2 separate regions of the Mus musculus genome follow, and region 1 is linked to region 2. A link is a loop called in an ENCODE intact Hi-C map of the cell type or tissue named here. Cell type or tissue: heart. All regions are shown on one strand. Links, peaks and the distances in the headings refer to the core of each region. The heading gives the core; the rest is flanking DNA.

Region 1 (15,394 bases), core at 2,936-10,935, 360 kb after region 2:
CAAGGGTATAAGTCTCTTCTGTTGCCGTTTCACCTGGTCTCCCTCAAGCCCCTGACATGAAGCTGCTTTGCATCTTAGGTCAGTTCTGGTTCATGAAAACTGTTAGGCATCCTTTATCCCCACAAACTTTAGAATCAAAGGTCCTTCAACACTCTACCCTTGGTCTCGGTACAAACACCCAGCCATTTCTGGCCCTTCAGATTTTTCACAGTGAGTTTGACACTGGACTCCCGAGTCTCTGTACTCTTGGGGATCACACAGGAGGCCTTGCTGAGACCCTAGTGTCTGGATTTGAATGGGGGAGAAAGAGTCTCTCCCTCACATGAGAACTGGAGTCAAGACTGGCTGCTCTCTCCCTAGATCCCTGTCTAGTTCCTCTATCCACCTTTCCAACTCTTTCAAGGCCATGTAGGTGGATATATTGGGACCCTAGACTATATTCTTTATTATTTCCTTTGCAGTCATGGCAGACTCACACCTGGTTCAGAGATAGGATGCGGACAGCTTCTTCTATGTTGGAATCTCAGTTGACTTTCAAACAGAGAACAACTTAAACGTTGGTTTTTAATGTCCTGCTTTGCAACAATGCAGACTCAAGGGCTGATAAATGCTCATCAGTGTGGCAAAGGCCTCTGGGATACAGTAGAGGAAACTAAACACCATGATCATTAGGGATCCTTCCAGTTTAGAGAGTGCCTGGCAGCTTTCAGGAGATAAGAGAAAAACCACAAGTTTCCTGACTGATGTGGGGAAGAGGCCTGGGAAATGGCAGAGTAGCAGCTCGTTGCTCTCATTATTGATGGTCACAATTCAAGAGCTGTGTAGAGGGATAACCAGGCATGGAGTCATTTGGAAGACCCTTTATGTCCCAAGAGCATAGCAGTGTCAGCTTTCTGCTGTTGAAGAGGCCCCAAAAGACATCTGGAAAGACACTCAGTGTTCCCCAGAGGAGGCAGCCTGGCTCTCTTGGATCATCTCCTCTTAGATACTTGGGATTTACTTGTTCTTCTTAGCTTGATAGAATGCCACCCCAGTTCTCGTGACTGGTGGGAAACTTGGTCAACACTTCTTTTTTGTTATCTTAGAACTGGATGTAAGCTTTGGGAAAGTGAAAACGTCTTTGTTCACTCAGTGAAGTTTCCCTTCTGTTCCTGATGCCTGCACACACACACACACACACACACACACACACACACACACACACAGAGTCTGAGTGTGTTTCATCTAAGAGGCTGAGGGAGTTGTTGGCTATCCAGGATCAGAGCTGGGAGTCTGTGGGCTTCTGGGTTGAATGGCAGGGCTCTCTCTTCTACTTGCTCCCTTGGTTTCACCCAGTCTCCAGGGCACTTGAACCCTGGAAAGCTGTATCCAGATGTTCCAGGTCTGTTGGCATTTATGATGTGTGATGTGTGTCCAAGGCCATGTTGTGCATTTCCAACTCAGGGCCTCCTGGAAGAGAAATAGGACTCTCTGAGGCATGGAAATACATCCTGGGAAAGTGGGCTGTACTTAGTACTCAATGATGCTGTTGAGCCAAACCCTGTTCTGGCAGCCCTTCCTGTATAGCTTTACTGAATGTTTGCCCTATAGTTCAACTGTCTTGGACTAAGGAGCTAGACATAGAAATGAACTTCTATAAAGCCTTGGCCATAGATCTGATTGGAACCCTACTTGCCTGCTAATGTGACACAGAAGAGAGACAGCTGTCACTGTACTCTTAGAGGCTATTCTAACCCTTTTAGCTTTTACAGATGGAAACCAAGGCTCAGAGAGGGAATGGATGCCAAAGCTCACGTACCTGGACCAGCATTGGGGTGATCTCCACCACACTATACAGAGATATATGCCAGCTGGAGAGATGCCTGATGTTACTGCAGCCTTGTGTCCATGTTCCCTTTTCTCCTTTGGGTGAATTAGATGCTTCTGCATGCCACCATTCTACAGAGTCACATATCCCTGGAGGGCCAGGGTCATGCATTTCTCATCCCTGGATCTCAAGAGGACTATTTATGGGTCTATAAGGATCCTATGACTGGCTGGGACCCTGGTATCAGAGATGGGAATCAGAAGTGCACTTCCTACTCCTACCTTTCTCTCTCCCTTATCATGGCCTCTGAATGTTGAGTTGTTTCTGCTGAGGATGCTTTATGGTTATTTTGTCATCCAAGAAGAGAGTCTCAATGAGGCATTTCTTAGATAGAGTTAATCTGTGGTTGTACTTGTGAGGCATTTAAAAAAAAGGGGGGGGGGTCAATACCAACCCTGAATGTTGGTGGCACCATTTCATAGGGTGAGCCCAGAACTGAATAGAGTATAAAAAGCTATTTGAGCAAGTTAGCATGCGTTGATTTATCCTCTGTGTGCTCTTTGATGTGATATGAAAAGCTACCTTGAGTCCCTGCCTTGATTTCCCTGTAACTTGGAATTGTAAGCCAAATAAACCAGCCCTCCCCCAGGTTGCTTTGTCATAGCAACAGGAACAAAACCAGAAGAGATGCTCTCTTGTTGATTCTGGGAGAGACTCCCTGTCAGGGGTGGCTGTTCTCCTAATGCAAGAGACAATTGGAGCAATCATTGGGAAGACTGCTATCTATAAGAATATCCAAAAGAAACAGGATTCATGTGGTTTGTTTCCATCTGACTTGGTCCTCATAGGTTCATGGTTTAAATGCTTGTTAGTTAGCTGGCAGCACTGTTTTTTTGGAGTGAAGAAACTTTGGAAGGTGGGACTTGGCTGAGGGAAGTGGGTTATTAAGAAAAAGACTTCATACATTACACCTGTCTGTTTTCTGCTGTTCTTGTCTGTCTGTCTGTCTGTCACTGTCATGTGATGCATGAGGAATCTCCACCGAGCTGCAAGCTTCTGCCATCAGGAACTAGGATGGGTTGAAACCCTGAGTCAAAATAAATCTTTCTCAACCTGTTTTTGTAAGAAGGTATTTTGGTCCCTGGGACACAAAAGTAAGGGACACAGGCAGATAAAGTTCCTAGTTACTACACTATAAAAAGGAAACAGAAACTTGCAAAGTCAATTTTGATAAATTTGGTTGAGTGTAACCAAGACATCCAAGATGTTATTATTTTTGTACATATTACCTGAAGAAACCTTGTGAATGAGATATTCTGCATGTTTACATGAAACGCCCAGACTATTCTGTGAATTTTACTGACATTTCAACTGGACAACATATTTTTATAAAAAATTAATTGGTATTTCAGGTTGATAAAACTTAGAGCTGAAAAACATACAAATTCATTCTCCCCCCATTTTGTTTCAGACAGACGTCAAGTTTTCCAATAGCTGTATTTTATGTTGTAAAATTTTACATCGAATTGAATTAAAATAAAGTTTCAGTTTCTCAGTAATACTAGACACTTTTGTGAGCAGCACACAGGCAAGTTTTGCTGGGGACATAAGTAGGACACACACAACTGAACCAGCAACCAAGCACAGTGCCTGGTGTGTGTGTGTGTGTGTGTGTGTGTGTGTGTGTGTGTGAGAGAGAGTGTGTGTGTGTGTATTCTTCTCTATGAGTGAGGACGGCACCCCTCATCTATTCTTACCATGTCCAAATACACAACATTCACTTACTACTTGCAAGGTTTTGGATGCTGAAGACAGGTGACATTCCTTAGAGAATGCTATCTTAAAACTGCCAATGGAAACAGCCTCTCCCCCTGCTGTTATGGGGGTACCATTGCCAGCTGGTGGAGTGGTGGGCACACCTGCTATGGGAAGTCTGTTTCCCTCTGGTCCCCCTTTGCCCTTCAGGAGGCTTTTGTGGAGGCAGTGTGGAGATGAGATAATGGCTGAAGGCCTGGGAAGGGCTGCAGGCCAGGGTTTTTCACTTTGGTGTGTGAATGGGTGAGTGCAGAGGAGAATTTTAGCGAAGGGACAATTATTTAATAATGTCTGTAGTTTCCAAAGTTGAACAAAAGTTATTTTACCCTAGACTTCATTCACCAACATATATTCCGTAAGAGTCTGCAATCATCACATTCAGAAATTTCTCCTACATGAAATGATATATGTAATTATATATGTACATACAACTTTCCACTTTCTCAAATAGATATACATGTATTTGTAAATTACATGCCAAATTCCTTCACTAGCCTCTTCTAAAAGTGTTTATAAAGGAAAAGCAGTAATATACACAGTTAAAAAAAAAACCCAACAACAAACCAAGCCACATCAAAATCACAAGTCCCCGTTCTTCCCTTGGGTATATTTTCCATGTGTTTAAAGCACTCGGCATCTACTAGCTGTTGAGTAAATTTTTCTTGTTGTGCATGGATGTTGAAGCTCAAGCAAAACCTAATAGCATCGGACACACAATTAAAGATGCAGCCATGTGAGGGGTGGGGCCATTGGACCATGGGGGTGGGCTGAGCAATATTTGTTTGAAACTAGATTGCTTTAACTATTATTTAATTTACTGTATGTAGTACTTAGAAAGTTTCTCTGTACTGTGTTACTCTGGAATCTTCTAGAAGTAAATTGGATGCAGTAGGGCAAGGAGGAATTGAATTTCATATAAGGATAGTGTAAGGGTAGAATATTGGTCGAGACAGATGTGTCCTACGAAAAGGAGGTGTGTGTGTATGCGCTCGCGCGCTCGCACATGCTTTGTTTTGTCCTGTGTGGTCAGACCGAATGAAATTCAACCAATAATCAGGCTAGTGGATTGAAATAAAGAAATGCAACCCTTATTTTCAAGGGGCTTTCTTTGGGGATGAGCATGTAGCCATGTGGTGAGACGACAGTACAGCCAGGCAGGGCACATTTCTTTTTCTCTTCTGGTCTGGATTGTGTATGTGGTCTTCTCCTGGGAGTATGATGAGGTTCTTCTAATAAATTCCACAAGGACACTGTTCTTTGATGTCTTTGCAGAGCCTGGAGAAGATCTTGCTTCTGGCCTTTTGAGTCCACTTAAGACAAGTAAGTATCTTTTTGGATGAGCTCGGTTTATGCTATGCAGCTTAGCACAGGCACAGCCCTAACTCAGGACAAATGAATTTTTGGATTTGAGTGGGTCAACTCTCTCTCTCTCTCTCTCTCTCTCTCTCTCTCTCTCTCTCTCTCACACACACACACACACACACACACAGTTTTCTCTGTCTCCAGCTCATTATCTCAGGATACTCTATGAGACAAAAGACATGGTTCTGTGTCTGAAACTGTCTCTGCTCTTCAGGCAGACTCATCTAGTCTAGAGGAGGAGGGAGCTATCTTCATTCCTAATTGAGGCTGTGGGGTCCAGGGAAGAGACCTGATTGACTGGTCTAGAGACATACTTCCTGAACAACCTTTCTCGCATCATGGACCAAGATTTGGCCAGAGCTGTGTAGCTGTCAATCAAGCTCTACTGAATGAAAATGAGGGGCATATTTCTAAAAGGGCAGAGGGAGAAAAAAAAGTAGGAAAAGGCAGACAGGCAGATGAAAATAGCCAATGAGTCCAGTGTGCACTGAAGGATCAGACATGTAGAGAGTAGAGGCCAGGGGACCACAGGGGGATTGCCACCTCTTCTGAGAAGCCTTTTCTAGGAGCTGGATTTGGCTTCTAACCTCCTTGACATGTTCTCTGTAGCTCATGACATGTGTATTCCCATTTGCCTCATCATGGAAGCTTTGAAGGTGAATGTCTTTCTGCTACACCCTGTTTCCTTCCTTCTGGTCATTGACACGGACTTACTGTCTGGATGAAGAAATGAAGAAGCAGGAGAGATAAAGACATAGAGAATGAAAGTCACAGGGAATAATACCCGTGGTTTGCTTGGAACCCCGAACGTGTAACGAAAAGCTCAGTGAACCCCAAAATGTTCGATGATGGCAGGACCTTGTTTTAGGCTGAACTTTTGTGATGGGAAGCAGAGAGCCATGGGAAGATTTTGATCAGGGCTGCTGGCCTCCGGAACGAACAAACAAACGAACAAACAAACGTGTTCCTCCAACCCTCGGCTACTTTATATCTATTTTCCATTCTGTTTTTTCCATGGTTCTTGGGCCGGCACTTCATATGCCTTGGGTTCCTTTGGCCTACGTTCCCCACGTCTGTATCTTTCACCAACTTTTACATCTTTACAAGCTGATTCCGGGCTCCTCAGTGCAGAGGGTGAGGGCGGATTGACCTTTGTGGTGCCAAGTGGGTATGGGGCTAGGTCCACCGGAGCAGCTCTTGGCTGCCCTCTTCTGGACTTTGATGGATACAGCATTGATACATCTTTGTGACATGAAGATTGTATACTTACATATTATTCAGGGGTTTTAATTATAAATCAAACAGATTTGTAGTTTAAATACTTGTCATCACTTTTTATTTAACCAGGTGATATTTTGTATATCCCACAGATATAGTTTTCATTAAAGAAATCTAAGCATTACATAAATGTAAAAAATGCTTGTTTTATTAACTTGTTTATCTCTTTCTTTCCTTCGTTTGAATTGAACTAGCTTTTATCTTAGTTGGAAGGCTGTTGGCAAAGTAGTGTGTTTGAACTTTCTCCTTAATGGACATCTTCTCCAATAAGGCCCAGCCTTGTGCCTTCATTGACGTACAGAAACTGTTAAGTGCATTTTTAGTATTTATGGAAGATTCTCTGTGATGCCGATTAGTGATTTTGATAACAGGTAATTGCTATTTCCAGGGAACTCTGGACTGTCACATGGATCAGAAACTTCCCTGAGACTTGCTGATGCCAATAAAGGATGGACACACATCTTCACTGAACAACTGACTGGAGTCTTGGCTTCACTAGAGATGACAGGATTACCTGCTTCTGAATAACTTGTTTTCTATAGGCCAGCATCTAACTTAACTGCCTTTGCATCTTGGTGAGCAGATACCTGCTTCCTTAGATCCCGCAGTCTTCTCATGGTACCAAGACTGCCTCTTGCTTTCCTGGGTCCATGTGTTAAAGACTTCCCATCTCACCCCACACATTCAAATCCAGACCATCTTTCTCGACCTTTCCAGACCTCCTTTGCAGAGGTTCATTCCCTGCATCATGTTCTATCTTTCTTCTCAACAATATTTCTGTGCTTTCACAAAAGTTACCGGCATCATTTTATAACTTTAACTTTTTTGGTAACATGGTATTTATAAATTTGGACTGCCATCTAACTTTATAGATGTTCATGCCCCATATGTTTCCTAGAATAATAAGATTTTAGTGCCAGGAACTATATCATATACTTGTTTTTTTTTTTTTTTCAGTTTCCAGAATGTTGACTGTCTATTGCTGTATTCAATATATGAGCAGCAAATGCTGTTGATTGATGGGCTGCTATGTCAATTGCTTCTCCTATCTCTAATTAGTATACTTGACTGATAAATTATTTACAAAAGACAGATTGGTACAGGCCATCATTAACACTTCCCTGAAATATTTTCATGCCTTTAGATGCTTCGCAGAATAGATCATCCAAATGGCTCTCTGTGTGTGTATGTGTGCACAATGCAGAGGGAGTCACAGTAAAATCAATCTTTTAATTTCTTGTGGATGCAGGATCATTTCAAACTTCATTCCATATTTTTTTAAACCAAAGTTTTACATGTAGTAACTTTCAGGATCAAACAATTTCGAAAGTCCAGTTGAAAACCACCATACTCCCAGCCCGCATGATTCCCTGTTTCCTAGAACGAGCAGACTCAACACTTTTCATTGGTTATTTTGACATGACCTTTGTGATACTGTTAAGTGTACGGATAACTTTAAGCAGTATATTTCAGCTCCAATTATGACAGCTATTGCACATTTGCTGATCATCCCCACATTGGCACAGTCATTATTCCACTTGTAATCTGCTCAGGCTAATGTTTACTGAATGCAATATCCCATCTACATGGACTCTATTCAGAGCCAAAGCACCATTACTTCTGTTGTTGTGAATGGCATCAGGATAACTTGGAGTTGGTAACCACTTTGATTTCTGTCATTAATTCATCCCAAACTGCTTAATAGTTTAACCCTCTCCTTAGCGCATTAGTTCACATCAGGCATGCTATTGTGTCATTGGGTCATCCATCCTGTGCCCATCTGAGCTGTTCTCCCCTGCACTATTTTTTCCCCTTCTTACCTGTAGTCTGACTTCACGACTATACTCAAACCCCCTTTCCCTGCATCCCTGGGACTCCCTTCTTCACTATCAGATTGATATTCTTATTTCAAAGCTTCCTCACATTCTTTTTCTAGGTTCACCTTATAATTTTAGAAAGGTGACCTTTTGGTTGTACCAATAAAACACCTGTGATTGCATATTGTGTTATTTTAAAAAAAGAGGCAGAGGTATTCACCCCAATTCTAGAGGTTCAGGAACACAGGTGCCAGTAGCTTCTTGGCCTCTTGGCTATGGCACTGCATAGTGGATGGCATTATAATGTCAACATGTATGAGGAGAAACCATACGGCTATATGACATTATAATGTCAACATGTATGAGGAGAAACCATACGGCTATATAGAAGGCTAGACTGGACTGAATAGTGTCTGCACTTTTGAAAAAGCTTTTATTATTATTATTATTTTAAAAACAACTCACCATTACCAGAACCTAGATGAATATTATTAATTACTTCTGAGAGCCATCTCCCGTCAGTGATCTCTGGTAGTTCCTACCAGATCTTATCCATTAAAAGTTCTACCACCTCACACATTGCTGCTCCAGGGACCAAAATGACCGTCAGCTTTTACGGGACAAAAGAGATTCAAGCCATAGCAAGACCCTCCACACATGAAATACTCTTCTTCCACCTCATGTTTAGGTAATGTTTTCTATATCCATAGACCCTTTCTACAGATACCCAGGGCTGTTTTCATCTGCAGCGGTTCACGTCTAGAATAGCTATGGGGAGATCCAGACTCACCTTGAATCTGAAGAGTTCTTTTTGAAATGTTCAGTATTGTATCTTTAACTTGATATTGTCTTCGAAATTAGAGGTGATTATCCCTAACATGCACTTGCTCTGTTGTTATGAACATTTTTCTTTTTTTTATTGGATATTTTCTTCATTTACATTTCAAATGCAATCCCAAAAGTCCCCTATACCCTCCCCTTGCCCTGCTCCCCTAACCACTCACTCCCACTTCTTGACCCAGTACTGGGTCATATAAAGTTTGCTAGACGAAGGGGCCTCTCTTCCCTATGATGGCCAGTTAGGCCATCTTCTGCTACATATGTAGCTAGAGACAGGAGTTCTGGGGGTACTGATTAGTACATACTGTTGTTCCACCTATAGGGTTGCAGACCCCTTCAGCTCGTAGGTACTTTCTCTAGCTCCTACATTGGGGGCCCTGTGTTCCATCCTATAGATGACTGTGAGCATCCACTTCTGTATTTGCCAGGCACTGGCAAAGCCTCACAGGAGACAGCTATATCAGGGTCCTTTCAGCAAAATCTTGCTGGTGTATGCAATAGTGTCTGCGTTTGGTGGCTGATTATGGGATGGACCCCCCGGGTGGGGCAGTCTCTGGATAGTCCATCCTTTTGTCTTAGCTCTAAACTTTGTCTCTGCAACTCCTTCTATGGATATTTTATTCCCTATTCTAGGAAGGAATGAGGTATCCACTAGTTGGTCTTCCTGCTTGATTTTCTTGTGTTTTGGAAGTTGCATCTTGGGTATTCTAGGTTTCTGGGCTAATATCCACTTATCAGTGAGTGCATATCAAGTGACTTCTTTTGTGATTGGGTTACTTCACTCAGGATGATATCCTCCAGATACATCCATTTGCCCAAGAATTAACATTTAATGTGTCCTTCTAGTTTAGAAACTCAAGCCCATCAGTATTGGGAAGAAACTTCTAGATTCTTCCTGACCTCTTTCTTTAACCTTATAAACTCTCTTTTCTTTAGCCTAGTGAATAAGCTTAATTATTTGGTCACATTGGACACTTAGGTTGATTCTAAGCTCATGATTTAAGGATTCAAATATGCTTTATTCTTGTAAAGGAATGAATGAGCTTACCTCTGCTTGGGTTGGGGGAGTGGTAGGATGTAAAACTTTGAAAAGTCTCCCTGTGTCTTGAGTACTCTTTCAACTGATGGCTGGTAAATTCTTTTTACATCACTTTGATGGTGAGAGGTACCCAGGACTCCGCAGAGCAAATTGGTCAGCTTCTTGAGTTGTTCCCACTGTTGGCTTGGAAGTCAGCTTTCTCAGGTCTGTTAAATGAGTTCTTACTGGCTTACATGTTTTCCAGATCTCTAGATTTTTACCCACCAAATTCTTCTGTATCTTCTCTGCCATTGATACAATGTCTGTAGACAGTGTTTACTATATTTTCATTGAGACTTTTGAAGGACCAGGGATAAACACATCTGTTCTATCCACCATTGTTACCTGAAACTCTGTAGCATTCACCTCTGGCAGTGAGTGATGTGGCAAGAATGGGGACATGCTGTGGCATTTACCTCTAAGGATATATGAACAGCATTCGCTGAAGTGGTGACAGATACTAGAGGTTGGCACAGCTACGTACAGTTTCTTAGATTAAGACGGAGATACCTGGGGGGAACGAGTAAGAGAGAGATATCGTATGGATGCGAAGTAAACCTGGCTTCTACTTTATATATTGAGAGAGGAAGGGAGAAAGAGAGAGAGAGAGAAAGAGAGAGAGAGAAAGAGAGAGAGAGGGAGGGAGGGAGGGAGGGAGGGGGAGGGGAGGCAGGGAGAGAGAGAGAGAGAGAGAGAGAGAGAGAGAGAGAGAGAGAGAGAGAGAGAGAGAAGAGTACATGCATTCAGGAGTAAACTGGCAATGTTTGAGGAGGTACTCTGTCAGCAGCCCAGCTAGCATATGTAAGAATGCAGCATGGGACCATTGGTCATTAATCCTCAGGCAGGGAGCAATGCCACAGTTCCTGGAAACTCAGCGACGCCAGGCTTTGACTTTGAACCAATACTCAACAGCTATTTTATTTCTCTGAGGGAAAGCTGGGTAGGGATTGTAGCTTAGGAGTTATTGTATCTCTGGGCTGGTGCTGATGGGCATTAGGATCTGTAATTTGCTGAAATGGTAAGGAAAGACTTTTATATGAAAGCCTCCTGTCAGCACCCAGTGCTGTGAAAGGAAATTGAACAGTGTATAGTAATCACAAGCAATCCTCCTTCAGAGCTTAGAATTTAAAACTGTTCTGAATTTCTACTGCGCCTCCCCTCTCACCTCCGTGACCATCAGAATAGCTACTAGCTCCTGAGCACATATCAGATTCCAAGCACCACTCTCAGGAATTGACATGCATCCTCTTATTCGGTTCATACATAAAAATGTATAAACTAGACATCATATGCACAGATACTCCAAGAATCCGTACATGAATAACAATAGCACAGCAGTGAGAAGATTAGGAAGATTTGTAAGGTCCTCAGAGTTTTTCAGATACACAGTTCATTCAAGTCTTGAGTTATATGTAACATGTCCTCCGTAAGCTCATGTGCTTGAACACTTGGCTCCCACTTGGAGGCGCTATTCTAGAAGATGATAGATGCTTTAGGAGGTGTGCTAAATGATGCTATTGAGGGAAGTCTATCATTATAGGGGGTACACATTTTTAAAATAAGCTTATCAAGGTTCTAAGTAGTTCTTTTTCTAGGTCTAGGATTAATTACATTTTTTGTGGGGAGAGGAATATGGTAGATTTTGGAACTGTAGCTAGGGAAACCTTAGAATGCTATAACCTATGCTCATAAGGTTTCATGATATGGAAGCAGTAACTTCTCAGAAAGGGGGCTTGAGGCCCCTTTTATGTTATATTATGGTAGGAAAATCTGGCTGTATTTTGCCAATGTCCTGAAAATTTGAACGAAGACGAATTCAAAAGTTATAGTTTAATTCTGTTGGGTGGTGAAAATTTCAAGACAGCCTCATATTCAGGAGGTGACATCTTTATTGCTCACTGCATTTGCTGAGATTTAAAATGAGGATTCGAAGCAGAATGATGTGAGATGTGTGCGTTTGGCAAGGGAAGGTGAGCGGACGTGGTTGGTATCTGACATTGCAGAATGGGTGCCAGCAAGCATCTGTAGGTGGGAAAGAGATTAGGACCATCACAGAAACTATGTGCTTTTGCATCGAAACAGTAGGAAATGTTTCTTGAAGGTAGACCCCCCTCCCCAGCCACTGACAACTTCAGCTTATAAAAATAAAAATTCCCTTAAAAAGAGAACCTGAATTGAGAATGCCAACTGTACCTACTGGTTTTGTGTCCCAAGGTGACACAAGCTAGGGTCACTAGAGAGGAAGGAGCCTCTGTTGAGAAAATGTCCCCATGAGGTCCAGCTGTAAGGTATTTATTCAATCAGTGATCAATGAGGGTGGACCCAGCCCATTGTAGGTCTCTGGGCTGATGGTCTTAAGTTCTATAAGAAAGCAGGCTGAGGAAGCCATGGGAAGCAAGCTAATAACCAGAACCCTTCCATGGCTTCTGCATCAGCTCCTGCCTCCAGGGTCCTGCTGAGATCCTTCCTGACTTCCTTCAGTGATGAACAGCAACGTGAACATCTATGGTTTGGTCATGGTGTTTTGTTGCAGCAATAGAAACCCCCAACTAAGCCACCAACATAGGAGTATCCTGCTAAAAAGGACACTAAGGTAAGAAAGTCCTTTCCAGATTCAGTCACGAAGGCACAAAGACACCATGTCCTCAGCCCTTGGAAAAATTAATGTCAAGTCTTTTCATCCCTTGCCCTAAAGGATCAACATCCATTCCAGCAGAACTGGGTCACTGCCTTGCCTGCTATGAATGTGCAGATTGAAATTTATGCAGAATCACTTTGTTTCTGCCATCCAGGCTTGAGGCAGAGTCTCCATAACTGGTAGGGCATACTGTGAATTTGTCATGCCTTTAACCATGGAGACACAAGGGAGTCTTCAAAAAATAAAATTATCTCCTAAACTGTCCAGCATCAAGCTCAGGAAATAAAACTCTCTTCCAAGAGGAAAACATTGAATTAAATGAGGAAATTTAATTCCATAATAATGATCTGAGGGGCATTCCAAAGCAATAAAGCAGAGAGCAAAAACTACGAGGTGAGAAAAAGGTGAGGGGTACAGGCATGAAGGAAACATGTGACCGCCAGTGTGGTTTTTGTTTGGCCTGTGGGGCAGGCCCGCTGACAGCTGATTCTGGTTGTGCTCTGATATCCCATGAAGGCCTGGCAGAGCCAGTTGTTACTTCTGCGGATCTGCCTCAAGTGCTGGTTGTATCTAGAGCAAGCCAGGTTGGATGGCTAGGAAAGCAAAGCTGGGGGGGGGGGGGGAGGGGTGCTTCCTACACTTGGAAGACTTCAACATCTCCAAAGCTGATTAGAATTCTTGCCTCTCTTGTTCTCCTTCTGTGCTTCTAGGCAAGGGCAACATTTTAGAGATTTAATAACCAGCAAAGGCAAGGCTCCAGGGAATTTGAGCAGGTGCCAGACTCATCAGAACCTCCTAACTAAGCAGGACACTGTGTGTCTAGAAGGAAGAATGTGGGTCCTGTCATTGACATGGGCTTAGTTCCATCTTAGATGGCTCTTGGAATCCACCATAGCTGCACACCTTTGAACATGTTAAGATTTTATGGAACCTCACTGTCCTCACACCCATACTGAATAATATTTTCTTAGAGTCATTTTGAAAATGCATTGCATCTCTTTATTGCTGGGTAACAAAGCAATCTAAAGCCCAATGGCTCAATGGGCCTAGGAGATGGCTCCGTGCAGAGTGCTTGATGTCCAAAGCAGAAGGACCTGAGTTTGGATTCCCAGTAAAAAGCTAGGTTAACCAGAGCCTCATGTAAAATCATTCCCCAGCACTTTCAGGTGGGAAGGAGAAACAGGTAGATGGGGCTCCCTGGTTTCCTAACCTAGCGAAATGGAGAACTCCATGGTCAGTGAGAGACCCCATGGCCAGTGAGAGACCCCATGGCCAGAGAGAATGCAGAGAACAGTAGAGGAAAATACTGGAAGCCTACTTCTGTCTTCCACTTATGCACATACAGGTGAACATGCACAGGTATGCATACATGCACAACACTCATGTACATACGTACATACACACATATACACGCACACGCGTGCACACACACACACACACCACACCACACAAAAAACTTGGCGGCTTACAGCAGTCATGATTTATTACTGCTGGGTAGTCCAAAAGGTCCAGGCAGGGCTTGATGGCCAGGTCTTCCATTGTAGGTTGTATATACCTGGTAAATAGAAACAGCTTTGTATAGATGACAGATGACCAATTAGAAGGACAAGCAGAAGCTGTCAGCTTTCTGTTTGATACTACTTGATGGAGACTTAGTGATTTATTTCATGTAATTAATTGGCTGCATTGGGGTAAAGTCAAAGCTTATTGGAGTTAAGAATAAAAGGGACTGAATGACCAACCCAGTGTTTTACAGCCTAAACTCATCCAGAGTCAGAAGAGAAATTAAAGAAAGGTGGAGTAGCCAGTGTTGACATTCTCTACCGTATATGAAGTGATGAGGGATGGGAGAAACCAAAGTGAGTGATGAGAAGGTTGGGTAAAGTGACTTCAAATGGGATTGCTTGTCTCACAATGAGGCACGAAGGAGAAATGACTTGGAAGAAACAGTGTAGAAGAGCAAATGTCTCTGTCCCCACTCCAGACCACGAGGCTCAGGGTTATGGAGGGGTCAACTATTACTCATGCTTGAGAGGCCTGTGGGACAGAGACAGATATGCTTTACGGAGAGGGAGCTGATGTCTGGGATGTACAGGGAAGAGGTGAGGATTGAAGGGGCATTTGCTGCTGAGGGCTTGGTCTCTAGAGGAGTCTGTTCAAAGGGGATGGGAGAAGATCAGGTGTGGGTGGTGTGGATTCATCAGAGGTTGCAAAGAGAATATCTGTCTCTACGACAATGGGAATCATGAGGAACCATGACAATCCATCATGTAACGATGGTGGGATTAACTCTGGATGGCTGTCATCAGCCTAACGAGTATGGCTCAGCATTCACCATGAAACTGCTCAGTATGTGGCTTACAGGGTTGAGATGTGAACTGGGCCAAGATCCTGGTAGGTATCTCACTGACGGTATTTATAGGTGGGCCTTGGGGGATGTCTTCTTGTATGTTAGATGGGGCATCAGAGCTGTGTCTAGATGAGAATCATTTGTGTGTGGGACTCCTCCTTGGTGGGAAGAGAAAGCCTTGTCATTGCTGAAGGTCCGGGTAGATAGTTCTCATGGTTCCTGTGTGTCATTAAAGTGTTCTGTTTGGAGCAGTGTATAGTCTGAGGCCATATCAATGTCAGAAGTGAAGTCCTACCTCAAGCTTTCTGATTTTGATGTCAGCTCCACTACTCTGAAGGAAGTGAGATGGCCTTTACACCTTAATGTAGGAAAGAAAAATGGCTGAAGGAAACTAGAGAAGAAAGGAGTT
Region 2 (15,394 bases), core at 4,134-12,133:
GTCTGATGACATGGTCATCCCACCCTGAGTCTTTGTGTATGCTTAGTTGTCAGCTTGGAACCGTGTGGGTCCCCGATCCTGTGACACGGTTTTCTGCTGCCTGGGGATGTAGACTAGCTTTGGCAAAGGTAACCCCTGTGAGTCTGTCCTTCTGGGGTACTCTCCTTGGGCTTTCTCCAGTGTTCCCTTCTCATCTCTTACTTGGTTCCCTATGAGTTTATTATGTCTTTTGTTATGCTTGTTCCGCACAAATGGGTGATTTGGACCCAGACTGGTACAATTACATTAAGCATCAAATTCAGACTCTCTGGTAAGTGCACCTGTATTCATAAATCATGCCACATATAGTTCCTTGCCTTGTCACCTTCTGCGGCGGTCGCTTTGGAAAGGCCCTTACCAACATACACAAATCGTGGTCGGCACCGGAGGAAAGTCCTACGAGTGAAAGAAAAGGTCGTGGTCAGCACCATCTGGCTCACAGCACGGGGGCTGCGGAGATGGCTCAGCTGGTGAAGTGCGGACAAGAGGAGCCGAATTCAACCCCCAGAACCTGCACTAAAAAAAAAAAATTAATCCAGACATGTCTCAAAAAAGTCAGGTGTCCCTGGGTGGTGGTGGCACACGCCTTTAATCCCAGCACTTGGGAGGCAGAGGCAGGCAGATTTCTGAGTTCGAGGCCAGCCTGGTCTACAGAGTGAGTTCCAGGACAGCCAGGGCTATACCGAGAAACCCTGTCTCCAAAAACCAAAAAAAAAAAAAAAAAAAAAAAAAAAAAAAGTCAGGTGGCTAGCACCTAGTAAATGACAACCAGTGTTGGCCTCTGGCCTCCACATGCACACACAAGCACACACCCCCACCCCCACCCCTGCTAAGAAGCAGGAAGAGATAATTGGAAATGCCTTTTATATATTTAATTAAACATGAGAACCTTTGAGATGGCAACTCAGAGCATGTGGTTGCTTCACTCAGAAAACAAGAGAATGCAATAGAAAATGTAGAGAGACTCTCTTGTGCAACGTATGGAAGCATCACCTGTCTATAAAACGCTGTTGGCCTATTAGCTTAGACAAGAAATAGGGAGGTGGGAGTTGTGGTACAGACTTCTGGGCTAGAGTGAGGTGAGGCAAGGATTTTTGCTCAAACTCTGAGGAATACGGTAGCATGAGAGTGAAGGAGAGGTAACCAGGCATGTGGTATGACTTAGACTAGTTGAAATGGGTTAATTGAGTTTTAAGCTAGTGGAAGCAAGCCAAAGCTACTGGCCAAAGGCAATTATTCATAAATAATTCAGTCTCAGAGTTGTTATTTCTGGAACTTGTGCGAGGGTGGAAAAGTTCAAGGTTACAGAAAACCATCTTCATTTGGGCAAGTGTACTCTTAAATGCCTTTTGCTACAGGGATGGAATGAGATATTAAATTAAAGAAATGAGATATTACAATTCTATGTCCAAGGCCATACATGTTCACACTCACGAGTGAGTGTGTACACACACACAGACACACACACTTACAAAGGTAATTAGAGTAGGTCTAAATTCTAGCCAGAAAGGACCTAAAAGGGATGGAGTGATGACCCAGTACTTATGAGCACTCTCTTGCAGAGGATCTGGGTTTGGTCCACAGCACTCACATGACGGCTCACAACCACTTGTTAATTCTTGTTCCATGGGATTTGACACACTTTTCTGACCTCTCTGGGCTCCTGCATGCATGTAGTGTATACAAACTCACAGAGGCACACACATACACACAGATAAATCCTTTTCTTTTAAAGGACTTAAGAGATGATGTTTGCAATACACAGCTGATTATGGCAGGTGGAACCACAGCGTTTTAGAACTTGAGTGATTTTTTTTTTTTTTAATTTATTATATGTAAGTACACTGTTGCTGTTTTCAGACACACCAGAAGAGAGCACCAGATCTCATGATCTCATTTCGGCTGGTTGTGAGCCACCATGTGGTTGCTGGGAATTGAACTCAGTATCTTCAGAAGAGCAGTCAGTGCTCTTAACCACTGAGCCATCTCTCCAGCCCCCAGAACTTGAGTGCTTTTAGGCCTTCAGGCTCCTTTTCTAAAGTACTCACCACCTTCTACATTCTATGTCCTCTATTTCTGGGGCAAAACACCATCAACGGCCTCTATTGTAATGGCTGGAAAGGTCCAGGCTGAGGAAGTACTTCTGAGAAACCAATGTTTGCACAAAGACAGGTGGTGTCTTATTATTATGATTCTTTGTGGATAATGGAGAGCATTTTCCAGATGAATTTGGTTTACAGCAAGATTCTTCTGAGTGACCCCAGAAAACAGAATTACTGCAAAGTACCACACATCTATTATATACCAAGCACTGGGCTAGGAACTTCAGATACACGTTGAATCTTTGCAAGTCCCTCAGAGATGAAAGGGAGGCCCAGGCAGCAGCTGGATGGGTAGAGGCAGTCACTCTTGGCTACTGTCAGTAGAGGGCAGGAGACACTGGAGAAGCTGAGCTGGAGCCAGGGCTGGGGTGGGTGGGGTCACAGCAAGAGGCCCAACAGTCCTGAAGCACAGAACACAAATGGGCCCTTCAGGCAATCCCGGTACTGCAGTTTGACATCACATGGGTATTTGCTTATGATGGGCAGCTGGACAGCTTGGTTCTCTCCTTCTGGCCTGTGGGCTAGCCTGGGAACTCGGGTCATCAGGCTTGGTTGGGCCTGTCCCTGTACTCACTCTGCAGTCTCCTAGACTTGAGTCTTCTTGTTTATTTCTTCATTTATCTTTAAAATAAACCTCATCTCATCAGAAGTCTGTGCTGGTCTTTGTAAGCAAAGAAGACAGTTCAGCTTTGATAGTTTCCAAAAATCTTTATTGTGAAAGATTCCAGAAGCCCTTTACAAGCCAAAGCATTATAATTCAATAGAAAACATAATTTTATAGACATATTTCTCTATACAAAAGGCTGATCTTTATAAAAAATTAGAATAAATAGTTGAAAAAAAATCAATGCCATTGATTAAAAAAGGTATCTCTGATTGTTTAATGGTAAACTGTCTTTTATGTCACCAAAAGATGAGGGTGCCGACAGCTGTTCCGAGCCCGGGCTGTGAGTCTCCTGCGAAGATCTCGCACGTTCTTGAGAAGGTCGTGTTCCATGTGGTTCCATTCTGTTGGATAATTTCTTGAAAAAACTGGAAAATAAAATTTATAATTAGCAGCTGAGTTTTCTGATGCACTAATATAGTACTTATCTTCAGTGCAATTGTTAGAATAATCAATAACAAAACCAACAAATTAAAAAAAATTTCTTGAACAAAACGCCAACCATATCACCTGGCCCTCTGTGGTTTCATCCCCAGCCAATGGGACTTTTGAGCTCTTCAGGGCCGCACACATCCTGCCACGCTACTCAACGGAAAGGAGGACAGACAGACTCCAGGTCAGGAGTGCCCCCAAATACAGGACCATTGTAGCGTGGGGGAGTCCAGGTCAGCACTAAAGTAGCAGGCTGCTGGAGTTTATACTGCTCCATGTTGTGGGATGGAGGGAGTGCCCCTACACATTTAAATGGCTTCAGCTTCTGAAAACAGGTTTCGTCCCCCAAAGCAGGCAGCCATTCCGCTTTCATTTGCTGCCAAATAACCCTGGTTCCTCCCTACCCCTCTGAAGTGCAGATTATCTGGGTGTGCACAGCTCCAGGTGTGTGTGTGTGTGTGTGTTTGTGTACCGGGTGTGGGGTCCCCGGTGCAGGCTGGAGGCACAGGGCTGCTCCAGCTGCTTGAGTAAGACAGTGAACCTTGTCTATCAAAAGAAATATTTAAGTCTGGAGAAAGGACAAGGCTTAATTACCCTTCTGGCACAGAACTTACAGATGTGCCCAACAGGACTCAGCAAAGCTACTTCACATGATAGTGGAGTTTCATGATTTGCCATTAGTCACAGTTCTCATAAAGCTTGCTTCTGGGGATCTTGTATAAAAGGCTGTTCTTCTAAGAGAGTTCAAAAGACCTCTCAAAGAGTCAAATTTCGCCTTATCTAGACAATAGCTTTATTGGAAAGCCAGTTAAAAGTCTAATAGTTTTCTTGTCTTCTCCTTATTAGATTTAAAAAATTATGTATATATGTATATGTGTATGTATATATATGTGTGTCTATGTATATATACGTACACATATATACATATGTATATATATATAAATACATATATACATACATACATACATATGTTTTTTTTTTTTTTGTGATAACCCTGGCCCCACACTGAGCCTATCACCAGCCCCTCCATCCTGAGCATCATCACCAGCCCCTCCATCCTGAGCATCATCACCAGCCCCTTCATCCTGAGCATCATCACCAGCCCCTTCATCCTGAGCATCACTAGGCTCTCAGGCTGGTCTGGCCTGGACCTGTCTTCTTAGCCTGCCCAGTGACTGGGATTACAGGCCTGCATCTACAGTCACCTACCAGCTCCTTTTCTGACTTACCGACTCTATTGGAATATGATTAGTTTTTCAAGGGCCAACTCACGATCTCAGCCCTGCCCTGGGCACAAGTCAAGTGACCCCTTGATCACGGGTCACCTAGCCAGTCTCTCACAGCCACCAGTCAACCTGCTGACCTTTCTCAGGTGGGTAAGGGTGGGGCATGCTGGAACCACATTACTAGTCTAGTCAGTGTCTAAGCCTGTTATCTGGGGGCTAAAGAAATGGAGTCACATGACCCGTGCGTGAGGCTGCTCCTCATCCTGTCTTCCCCAGCAGAGCTGGGAGGCTCCCACTGCCCCATTTTAGATTCCCTACTGACAGTGCCCTAGGAAAGCACATGTGCTCTACCTCCTCTGCTGATCTCCACTCTGCTTAAACGGTATGAAATGTCAAACAACATAGAGGCGTCCTTATTTATCAACTTACTGTGTGTTGAGGGGTCCATGTCAGAAACATCATGTAATCGTGAGGTTTGAGGCAGATAGGCTGAGTCCATGTACTGCCTTTGCAACCAAGGCATTTCTGCTCATAAAGAGGAGAGAGAAAGGATGTGTGAGAGTGAGTGGAAATCCTCTATTACCGACAGACAGTGCTCGGTAACTCACACTTGCACGGATGGTTACCATCACGTTCTTGTTCTGGGAAGAACACTGTGGCCATTCCAGCACAAGAAGAAACACGGTGTCAGGGATCCAGAGCTGCACAGAAACTCTGCTAATGGCTTTTTCAGAACATCTTCAGCTAAAACAAAAGGCCATCAAATAGCTAAGACATAGACACCAGGGGCCAGACAGAAGCATCGCTTAGTGGGAGAGCATTTGCCCAGCACACACAAGGCTCCAGACTCCCGCAAGAGAAGAGGTCAGGGGTGATCCTGAACACCAAAGGCGCCCTTCTGCTCATTACCTGCACCCTCACCATGAAAACCACACAGGGCTGAGCAGAAGCTTAGCAGGGCAAGGCACCTGCTGCCAAACTCGACTTCTAGAGTGAATCTGCAGGACAGTGTAGTGGATGGAGAGAACCCTGCTATAGCCATGCACTCAGTACAAAGTGAAACACATGGACATAAGCATCAACAAAACCGTGCTCACCTTCAGCTGTTTCCCCCAGCCCTGACTCCCACTGCTCCACGCACGCTAACAAGGCCTTTTGGAATCTGCCTCACCTGCATCATCACCATCTCTATCATCAAAAAGCTTGACATAGGGAGGGAATGGAGCCATGTGACAAGCTTGCCAGCCTCCAAATGTCCCAGTGTAGGGGACGACACCACTGCCATGCAGCAGATGAACCACAAGCCAGGCCCTGGCTCCTCTTACCCACCCTTCCGGAGCTGAGATCTGTCTGCCCTGGCCTCCACTATCCTGTCTAATCTGTCACCTCCAGAGGCTGTTCAGTGATGTTTTCCTGCTCAGCCAAGTACTGGCCTTCTGCCTACAGCAGTATCTCAAGCATTGGCTGAGCAGGCTCGTCTGTGAAGCTAGGCTGGCCTCTGCTTTAGCCCTGCTCCGCTCAGTCCGTTATTGCACCTGCTGCATCAGAGCGTCACCACCAATGCAGTTCTGCATGTGTGGACTTAAAGCAACCTGAAGTTTATTGAAAGATGCTCCCTCCCCATCACACATGCGAGCACAGAGGACGTGCCTGCGCTTTCTGTGCTGCAGCCTGATGTTTCCTTCCCTCAGCTCTTTAAGGCTTCAGAGGCGACTGCTCACTTTTTAATGTGTGGCTATGTGGATGTGCAGGCACGAATGTCCATGTGCATATGGGGGACAGACACTGATGTCAGGAGTCTGCTGCCCACTTTCTATATTGAGGCTCTTACTACAACCCAGACATTGCCCAATTCAGCTAGTCCAACTGGCCAGATTGCTCCAGGGCTCCTGTGTCTCTGTCTCTGGAGAGCTGGGATTACAAGCAATCTTCCATGCCCTCCTGACACTTACCTGGATAGGGGAATTCCAGTTTTCATGGTGGCTCAGAGATTACTTGAGCCATCTCCCCAACTCTGACCATTTATTTTTAAAAACTAATACTTATTTAATGAGTTCATATCACATAAACCACAAAATGCAAAAGGAACCAACAGTGCACACCAGCTCCCTTGCTTCCCCGACTCCTGAGCACTGGCCTGGAGCTCGGTGCAGGAGGAGAACCTGTCCTAGTGCCTCCCTAGGCTGTGTCATGCAGCTGGTCGAATAGCCTGGTAACAGTCTGGGCCCCACTCCTTGGCCTAGCACAAGAGACCCTATTGTCTGTGGCTGTCTTCATCCCCCATAAACCCGAGCCAGGCCCCAGTGCACAGTCCCGTGGCTGGGACTCCTGATGCTGGCCACATGTTCTCCTGGCCCAAGGCATTTACAGCCACCCACGGACATGCACTCTCTGCTGCAGCTCCCTTAACACCACAGAGCACGCAGCTTTATACCACTGCTGGGTTACGCTCGTCCAATTCTGTGAGGAACAACGGGTGATAAATCCACAAAAAGTCTAGAGAAAACATTCTCAATATGTATGTATACATGTTTCTCCAACAGGCCTAGAAACGACAGGGGCTAGAAAACACTGTGATAAATGGAACAACACTCAAGGTCCCAGCCCAGAATCGTCTCACTTTATAAAGACGGAACTGGACTTAGAGAAACCAAAGGCACACATCTCAGCGGCTGTGCTCACCCCAGGAACTTGGGCCAGGGTCCTGCCCTGCCCTTGGTCCCTTACATTCCATCATGGTCATCTGTCCCAAGTGTCATCTCTTTCTGCTAAGCCCTCCCTGCTCTTTCTTCAACACGTAGCATTTTGAAACCTGGCCCAATGGCTCCATCTGATGACCGTGTTTCCCAATGTTACTGTGTTATTTACTCTTACTCTGTGGTGGGAAGAGTGTGCACACAGGCTGAGCCAGCGAGGGGCAGCGTGGTTTTCAGGAGCTGCTTCTCCTTCCACTGTGACTTCTGAGGATTAAACTCAGGTCATCAGGCACGTATGGACGATACTTTCACCGGCAGCACCATCTTGTTGGCTCCCACTGTCTTTAATCTCTGAGGAACTGTTCTATTAATATATACTTTATGTATCATATCCTTCCTTCTATTTGAGACAAATTCTCAGGTTGTGCAGGCTGGCCTTGAACTTCTGATGCTCTTGCCTCTATCTCCCAAGTGCTGGGATTATAGGATGTGCCTCCACATTTGGCCAGTTCATCTTTTGAAAGTGAGAAATTTAATGTTATCGATACATCAAAAGTGATTACAGTCATCCTCACTCATTTGGGGACATTTAGTAGTCGTTTCCCCAGCACTTTCTGGCGATCACCCATCTACTCTTCTTCGTACACATGCACCAGCCCTGGTGATTTCACGTGGATGGGCTTCAGTGCGCATGCAGGCCTTCGTGTTTGGCTTTCACAACTAGACAGAAGGTTTTCAAGGTCAACTACGCTGAAGCCCAGGACGTCCTATTTCTAGCGGAAGAAGATTTCCCTGTGTGGCCGCAGCCCTTCTCTCTCCCCTCACCTCTCACTATGCAGCTCCGACAGGCCTGAACCTCACGGCAGCCTCAGCCTCCTGAGTGCTTGCATCACAGGTACAGACTACCACACCAACGAACACATACTCTGGCTGTACACTGTAAGCAGGCGAACTGTACCCTGAGGGAAGTTATGTACCAGGGAAGCCGTTGTTAAAGGTAATAATCATATACTATAAAGAGACTGGCAGTACAATATGCAGTCAAGAAAACTTCCCCATACCTGTATGCTGCGTTAGAATGGTGAATTATAATTTTCATCTAAAATTACACTTGTTTGTCTGTCGTATGAATTTTGTGCATGTGTACGCACATGTGTGCCACACTGCACATATGGAAGTGGGAAGATGACTGGGGGAGGGCGTTCCTCTTCCATCATACAGGTCCTGGGATTTCCACACAGGCTGCCAGGCATGGCACCAGGGGCCATTACCCACTGACTCATCTCAACCGGCCCAACAGAATTTTGACTTTACAGTTGAATGGTTGTAAGCCTTCTCCTAAAACTTAAGTTAGGTTCTGCAAGGTCCTGTGCTGCTGAGCACACTGTTTTTGGCAAAGCATAGATCCTTACTAAAATCCGAATAGTTCTTAGGGAACAAAGCAGATTCTAGATTAAGAGAGCACCAAAGACCACAGTCGTCTGGAATAAGACAGTCCCGTGGGCGTTAGAGGTTCCTTTGTTTATTACCTGTGAGGTCTATGCTGGGACTGAGCTTGGGTTTCTCATATGGGAGGCAAGCACTCTATTGCTAAACGCTGTCCGCAGCTCAGGGGTGTTTTCTTAACAAGAACTCCATATTCATGAATTCTACTTCTACAGCCTACCATCTGTCCCCTGTACCTCTCACTGCCCCCACCCCTACTCCCACCCCCAAGCGTAATTTGAATGAAAGCAACAGAAGAGAGTGGTAGTTTATCATGTTAAGAGCATGTTAAGGAATCTGTAACAGCGCAGACCCTGTAGACACTCACCTTCATGCTCCAAAGCTGCACTTGTCTCCTGCCTTAAAAACCACTTTCGAGAGGCATCTGAAAGGGCAGAGGCTTTCTTTGCTGATTGCAAATGGAATTCCTTCTCTTCGGCTTCCTTCCACTGCACACACGCGGGACAAAAAGACCATTAGACACTGCAAACAGACTACTCCGGCAGAGTAGCTCCCCCATTGCTTCTGCCTCTCTGCACAGGATGAAGCACACAGGCCCTGGTGCTGCTGTGGACTCGGCATGGCCACGTGAGAAGCCAGGGCAGAGGCAGGTCTTGTTAGCACGTGAAGTAGGAAGCTGAGTCTCAACTCTGCCCAGCAAGCAGCGACTGTGTCCCAGGTTCCAGGACTTAGCAGACTCAGCTGGCCTCCCAGTCATGGGAATGCCTTTCCATCTAATATGAATGCTGTGCCCAGGTTACAAAGACGAGGGAAGTCAGAGACCTCTTCCCTCAGCTCTGGGACACACATCAATCATAAAGGTTAGAGATTCCTACTGCCCAGCCTTCCCCCTATAAAATGAGAAAGTCCATCTTAAAATGAGTTCACAGGATGACTAAGTAGTGAATCTACAACATCCAGAAATGCTACACAGAAACATTTTGTGATTAAAATGCCAATTCATTAAATGCAAACCTTAAAGAATCTCAAACTCGGAGGCCAAAGGACAGCAGAGATCATGTCCCCTCCACTCATCAGAGCATTATCCGGCTTTCCCAAGACCATACAACAGTAGAGGCAGTATTAGAACTCAGAACGCTGGACACAATTTGTGCCGGAGACACTCGCGCAAGGACTCTCAGTCCACCCTCAAGTGGTTATTTTACCTCAAGTAAATTTCACCAAAGTTTACAGTCTGTTGACACATTGCCAGCAATCCTTGTCTTGAAGGGAGGGCTCCCCCCACAATGTTCCTATAGCTAACGATGTCAGTATTTTGGGTATCACCCCGTACCTCAACCTTCTTTCCTGTCCTTGAATAAAAGGGCTAAAGACAGGTTCCCTCAAGAGAAAGGTGAACCTGGGAAAGGGCCATGAGGTGATAGCTTCCAGGGGGGCACCGATGTTACCCACCTAAAGCCTGGACCTCCCAGGTCACTTTCCTAAGGCTCCAGAGTGGTTGGGTCAGCCAGAAGATACACAGCTGTGACTCCGGCATCACTGAGTGAGTGAGTGACACAGTGGTAAGGAATGAAGGTCACGCAGCAGGGCACAGAGTGGGAAGGCAAGTGTCAGTACAGCCATGACCCCAAGGGCAGTCTGTCACCTTTTCCTCCTTATAGCTCTGCTACTTTGGGTCTGCCTACTACTGGCTACAGTGTCTTCCCTTTAAATTCTCTTACTGTTTTTAAGTATTACAGTACTATTATAACATCAAGTTAGCAAGAACAAACCCAAAAGTCACTAAGTGGAAACAACAATATAACAATGTATATACCAATATAAGACATGGGATCATTTGTAAGCAGCGTCAGGATTAGACCATGTTCTTGAATAGTACCCGTTATATTTTGATCATTTGATGGGTTAGGGGCATAACTCGGTGGGAGGGTGCCTGCCCTGTGTCTGTAAAGCCCTGGGTTCAGTCCCCAGCCAGCATGGGAAGAGGTTAGCTTAACAACTGGCCAGAAGTCTGTAAGCTTCCCTTACTTTCTGAGCCTCCTCCTCCATCATTGCATTTAACACTTCGACCTCTTTGCGTCTGTTCTCACGGAGGAGAGTGGCGACGTCATAGTAGCCCTGGCTGCGCTGTTGATCGGCACACTTCTGCTTATGTAAAGTCTGAATCTGCCAGTCGGCATTCAGGCAGGCTTGCTCGGCCTTTGCCAAATTGTCCTCCATCACCTAAGAAAGAGTAAACTTCAGAAAGATGTGGGCATCCACCTGCTGTATTCAAGAATCTACTTAGCCTGGGTGGGTGTTTAAACAAACTGACTTCCCGGCCCCACCATAAACCAGTCAAACCCATCACTAGGGCAGCTGGTACTTTTTAAAAGCTTTTAGAGCTGACTGTGGTATGTGTGTGTGGCGAGGGGTAGGGGAGAGGGCCGCAAGTTCAAGGCCGGTTCAAGCTTAGGTGGTAACCAAACCCCCTCTTCACAACAGCAGCACTAAGCTCCTGCAGGGACTCTGCTTCATTGAGAACTTCCAGGTTAGAGAAAAGGTAAGAGTCAACGGCTTCTGGTTTTAACACCCTGAGAAAGCAGTTAGAAAGCAAAGCCTTTTCAGATGTACAGAACCTGGGAAGAGAAACAAAACACTATGGTATTTCGGAGGAGTCAGCTAAGGGACGGGTGCCCCCATCAGTTCTAATTTTTAGAATAGTGCCAGCCTGCGACACACCCACTTAACATTACGTTAAAGGGACAGCAGAGAAAGCTCTTCCTCAATGTCTCTTGTCCCATCTCAACCCTCTTCAGCTGGTACTTCTGAAAGGGCAGTTCACAAGAAATGCAGAAAATAACTGGAAATATTTCCTTAAGGCCTCAACAATACCCAGCACCCTCAACTCTGCCGTAACCCCTCATTTCACGCCAGGGTTTCCAATCCTGAGTTACTGGGTAAGATGCCTTGGAAATTCCTATACGCCTGGCAAAGCCGGGGATTCTGCAACTTTTATGTTGCCCGGGACAATTCCAGAGAACACAGGAGTGAACAATAAGTGGACCTTACTTAGTTCTTCCATGCGTTCCTCTATGTCTCACTGTCCTCTCACAGGGCATGTATGACGCACATCACCGACGCACTCAGTACCATGAACACAAAGCCCTGCCTGGGACATCAAAGGACCCAGACTAACAAACAAATAAATGAAATCACTGCAACTTCAAAAACTTTCAAATGTGTGCTCTCAGAAGTCCAGCTCGAAGCTCACGGCATGGCACATGTAAGCTCACGCACAACACGTGAGCTGGGCTCAGCAGACTCACCCTCTGCGCCCTTCTGCCCCCCATCTGGCTGTTCTCTAGCAGCTTCTGGAACATGTGTTCTTCCAGAGCCGCTTTCCGCCTATGGGCATCTGTATCTTCTCGGATTTCTTTGGCAACAGCCTCTTGACTTGTAGTAAGATCCTGTTGAACACAAAGGGACTTTGCTTTGTTCAGGCCCCCAGGTCAATGTAACTTTCTCATTGTCAAAATAAAAAAAGAAAAAGGGGTGGATTTGCTGACAACTTCAGGGTCCCTGAAAAGTTACCATAGAAACACAGAGAATGGCAAAGATGCTCAGAATCAACTCCTGAATTCTGGAAGGTAACAGAAGGTGTGTGGCATGCTGTGGAATATGTCTCAAGGAGAAGCCGTCCATTCCTACCCTGCCCACAAGCTCACCATCAGCCTTTGAAAGCCAGCAGCCTCGGCAGGATACCTGTGTAAGGTGGGAGTCGAGGTCTGAGTGTGTTAGGAGGGAGTCGAGGTCTGAGTGCGCGGACCTAAGAGGTTCCACGCTCTCTGTTGTCAGGGAGACTTCGCACAATCAGAAAGTGGGGCTGCCTTGCTGAACGCTCAGCAGAGATCCAAAGCTCTCAGATCGCACGGCATTTCATTACTTGGCCATTGAAATGAATAAAGCACCGAGTCATGCTATAGCACATTATGCTAAGTGAAAGAAGCCAACTTCAGAAGCCGCTGTATAGGTGGTACATGTATAGGGGATATCCACGATCGGCAAACCCATAGACAAGGGCACCAGAGCAGTAGTTGCCAGGGGTAGGAAATGGTATGGTTGCTGGGGCACAGGGAAAGCAAACAACCGTCATGATGATAAATCTATGGTAAAGAGGCAGAATACAAACTGTGTGCCAGCCAACTCTCCGACCGGTGCTGAGGACACCCACAGCTGTGCTTTAGTTCAGTGTTGGGGCTGAACCCAGGGCCTGGGTCTTCTACCAAGTGCTCCATCCACCAGTACACAGAGCCCCAGCAGTTATTTCTTTTTAAGATCTATTTAAATTGTGTGTGTGTGTGTGTGTGTGTGCGTGCATGCGTGATGCATGTGTGTGTGTGCGTGCATGCGTGATGCATGTGTGTGCGTGCGTGTGTGAAGTGCAGGTGTCCTCAGATGTCCTGGAACTGGAGTTACAGATAGTTGTGAGCCACCTGATAGCTGGCATGGCTGCTGAGAGCCTCACTCTGGTCCTCTGCAGGGTAGCCATGCTCTCAACCACTACGCTACTTAGTGTTAAAACTAAACGATGAAAATCCAGCCCCCAGGAGTTCTTTCTTTAAGACATTTTTATTTTATGTGCATGAGCATTCTGCTTGCAGGTATGTGTGTGAACCTTGTGTATACAATGCCCATGGAGGCCAGAAGAGAGGGTTGGAGCCCTGGAGCTGGGGTTACAGATGGCAGTGAGACCATGTGGGTGCTCTTAACCACTGTGCCATTGATCAGGCCCCTGGACTTACTTCTTGATTTGGAGATTTTTTTTTTAATTATTATTTTTCTAGTGACCTATGAACAGCTTAATTAATAATTAGCTAAAAACATTTTCAATTACATGCAGAAAAGGTACATATATAAAGATGTTTATTGCTAAAAATTATAAATCATTTACATTTAAGACTTATTACTGTTAGTTATGTGTATAGGTGTTTTGCTTGCATGTATTCATGTACACCACATGTGTACACACAGAGCCTGCAGAGGCAGAAGAGGGCACTAGATTACCCGTCCTTCCACTCGGGAGGGAGCTGGAGGTGCGGATGGTTTGTAGGTGCTGTGTATGTGCTGGGAACTGAATCTGTGTCCTCGGGAAGACCAGTCAGGCCTCTTAACCACTCAGCTGTCTCTCCAGCCCAAACATTTATGTTTAAATAAGGTATGGTTCAATGGCAGCTACCACACAGGCTGACTATGAAGATCTACAGCCATCCAGAAAGAGAATTGCAAAATACTCTTTAGTAACAAAATGTTTTTCTCAAATAAAAACTTGCATTAACAGCTCCTTTCAATGATAAAATATATACCTTAACTCTACGTTTGCTGACTTAACTCTAGATAATTCTAGGTTAAAGCAGTTCCCATTTCTTGCTTTGTGCTCCTTCAAACCCAAAGGTTCAGGGAATCTTCCTATGTGAGCACTCAGCACTTCCTATGTGAGCACTCAGCACTCAGCACTTCCTATATGAGCACTCAGCACTCAGCACTTCAGGTTTGGGAGGGTTCTGGAGTCTGATACTGAGCAGGTGGAAAGGGGTGTTTTCAATCACTGTCACACAAACACAGGGGAGCTCAGCAAACAGCAAGAGTGAGATCTTGAGGCAAAACTTGGGCTCAATCTGGTACCGTGGAAATGTGGCCACACTGTTGGGGAACCAGGAGTCGAAGCATTACACATATGCATTCTGCCATTTGCTAAGTTACACGATATTCTGCATAAAGGATAAAGAGAATGAATACTAGAAACCACAAGGGGGTCCAGCCTTGTCCACAGGTCAGCTGAAGGGCAGCGCTTTCCTCCCTTCAGAGAGAGCTGCTTTCTACCTTCTCATAAAGTCGCTTTTGTGCTTCGAGTTCCAGCTGCCTTATTTCCAGGTCCTTGGCTGTGGCAGCGATTTCTTGATCTCTCATTTGTACCTATGGATGAAGCACAGACTGTCAGGACCTCACAGCATAATCTTTAATAGGTGCAGTGATCTTGTAACCCGACACCCACAGAGCACTACCAACACAACAAGTAGAACTGGGTTGGAAACTGACTAACTGGCAGCACGGCAGTGCTCTCTTGGAATCCAGGGCTAAGATGGGTTAAGCTTATGTTTTTTAAACAGCAGGCCCAACCGCCATATGCCCATGGAGACAGACTGATGAGCAGGTGGCAGCTTGTCCCCGTTACGGTAACCAGCTCCCAGCTCCAGAAAACCAGGCGACTGGAAGTTGGGCTGCAGACAAACAATGTTTATTCTTATTAAAGTAACATGTTCAATTAAAAATGAAGCTCTGAACTTCTTCTACATTGAAGTTTCCTGTGAGCTGATTGTTAGTCTACTCTCTGTGTGGAGTGTTTACCGGGAGCTTGCTGTCCCCACAGCTCTAAGGCGGGCTGGGTGAGGCACTCCCCACAGAATCTTCCTAAGCCTCTGGCTGCCTACAGACCCAGGTGTTTCAGGGGTGGGAATCAAGTAAATGGTGTGGATTTGGAAAACAAAACTACGATCAATTACCTATCCTCATTGATTCTTCTGGCAAGCACTGAAGGACTGAGTCACTGCTTAGTCACTACCGAGCATTTCCACTGTTGACAGCGCACTAGGAACTACTTGTAAGGGAAGAGGCGTAAAATGAGGGCACAGTGGGACGCAGACTCACATTCAAGGGGTAAGATAAATGGTCTGTAACCGACTATGCGGAAGGTATGGGGAAACGCTAGCTAAGGTGAGGTCTGAGTGTGCAGCCAGAGTCCTGGGGACA

The links. A loop is a pair of places that touch in the nucleus more often than their neighbours do. Peaks named below come from ENCODE experiments on the same cell type or tissue, not always from the same donor. Only the 100,000 strongest peaks of a DNase experiment are listed, where the experiment ranks them.
Region 1: it touches region 2 in a loop (2.6-fold over the local background); 4 of 42 quality-filtered maps call a loop at or near these places.

Annotation. Positions count from the first base shown.
Region 1 is chr15:57,591,533-57,606,926 of GRCm38, reverse strand. It overlaps Gm35682 (a long non-coding RNA gene), which reads left to right. Exons shown (of 4, transcript XR_384108.2): 2 at 4,895-4,942; 3 at 6,651-6,837. It overlaps Gm35771 (a long non-coding RNA gene), which reads right to left. Exons shown (of 5, transcript XR_384110.4): 5 at 14,100-14,190. Among named protein-coding and RNA genes, the nearest start is that of Gm35771, 20 kb to the right of the region's middle. In heart, for the core only: a CTCF peak has its summit at 6,192 (motif pointing left); no DNase peak of the experiment used is centred there; H3K27me3 peaks cover 592 bases.
Region 2 is chr15:57,957,503-57,972,896 of GRCm38, reverse strand. Tbc1d31 (TBC1 domain family, member 31) reads right to left here. Exons shown (of 21, transcript NM_001081396.2): 17 at 14,468-14,560; 18 at 11,914-12,054; 19 at 8,973-9,093; 20 at 4,893-4,988; 21 at 2,829-3,173. The coding sequence ends at 3,040. LOC115488500 (a long non-coding RNA gene) reads left to right here. Exons shown (of 3, transcript XR_003951568.1): 3 at 1-642. Among named protein-coding and RNA genes, the nearest start is that of n-TMcat16, 11 kb to the left of the region's middle. In heart, for the core only: a CTCF peak has its summit at 7,320; a DNase peak (open chromatin) is centred at 5,926; H3K27ac peaks cover 875 bases.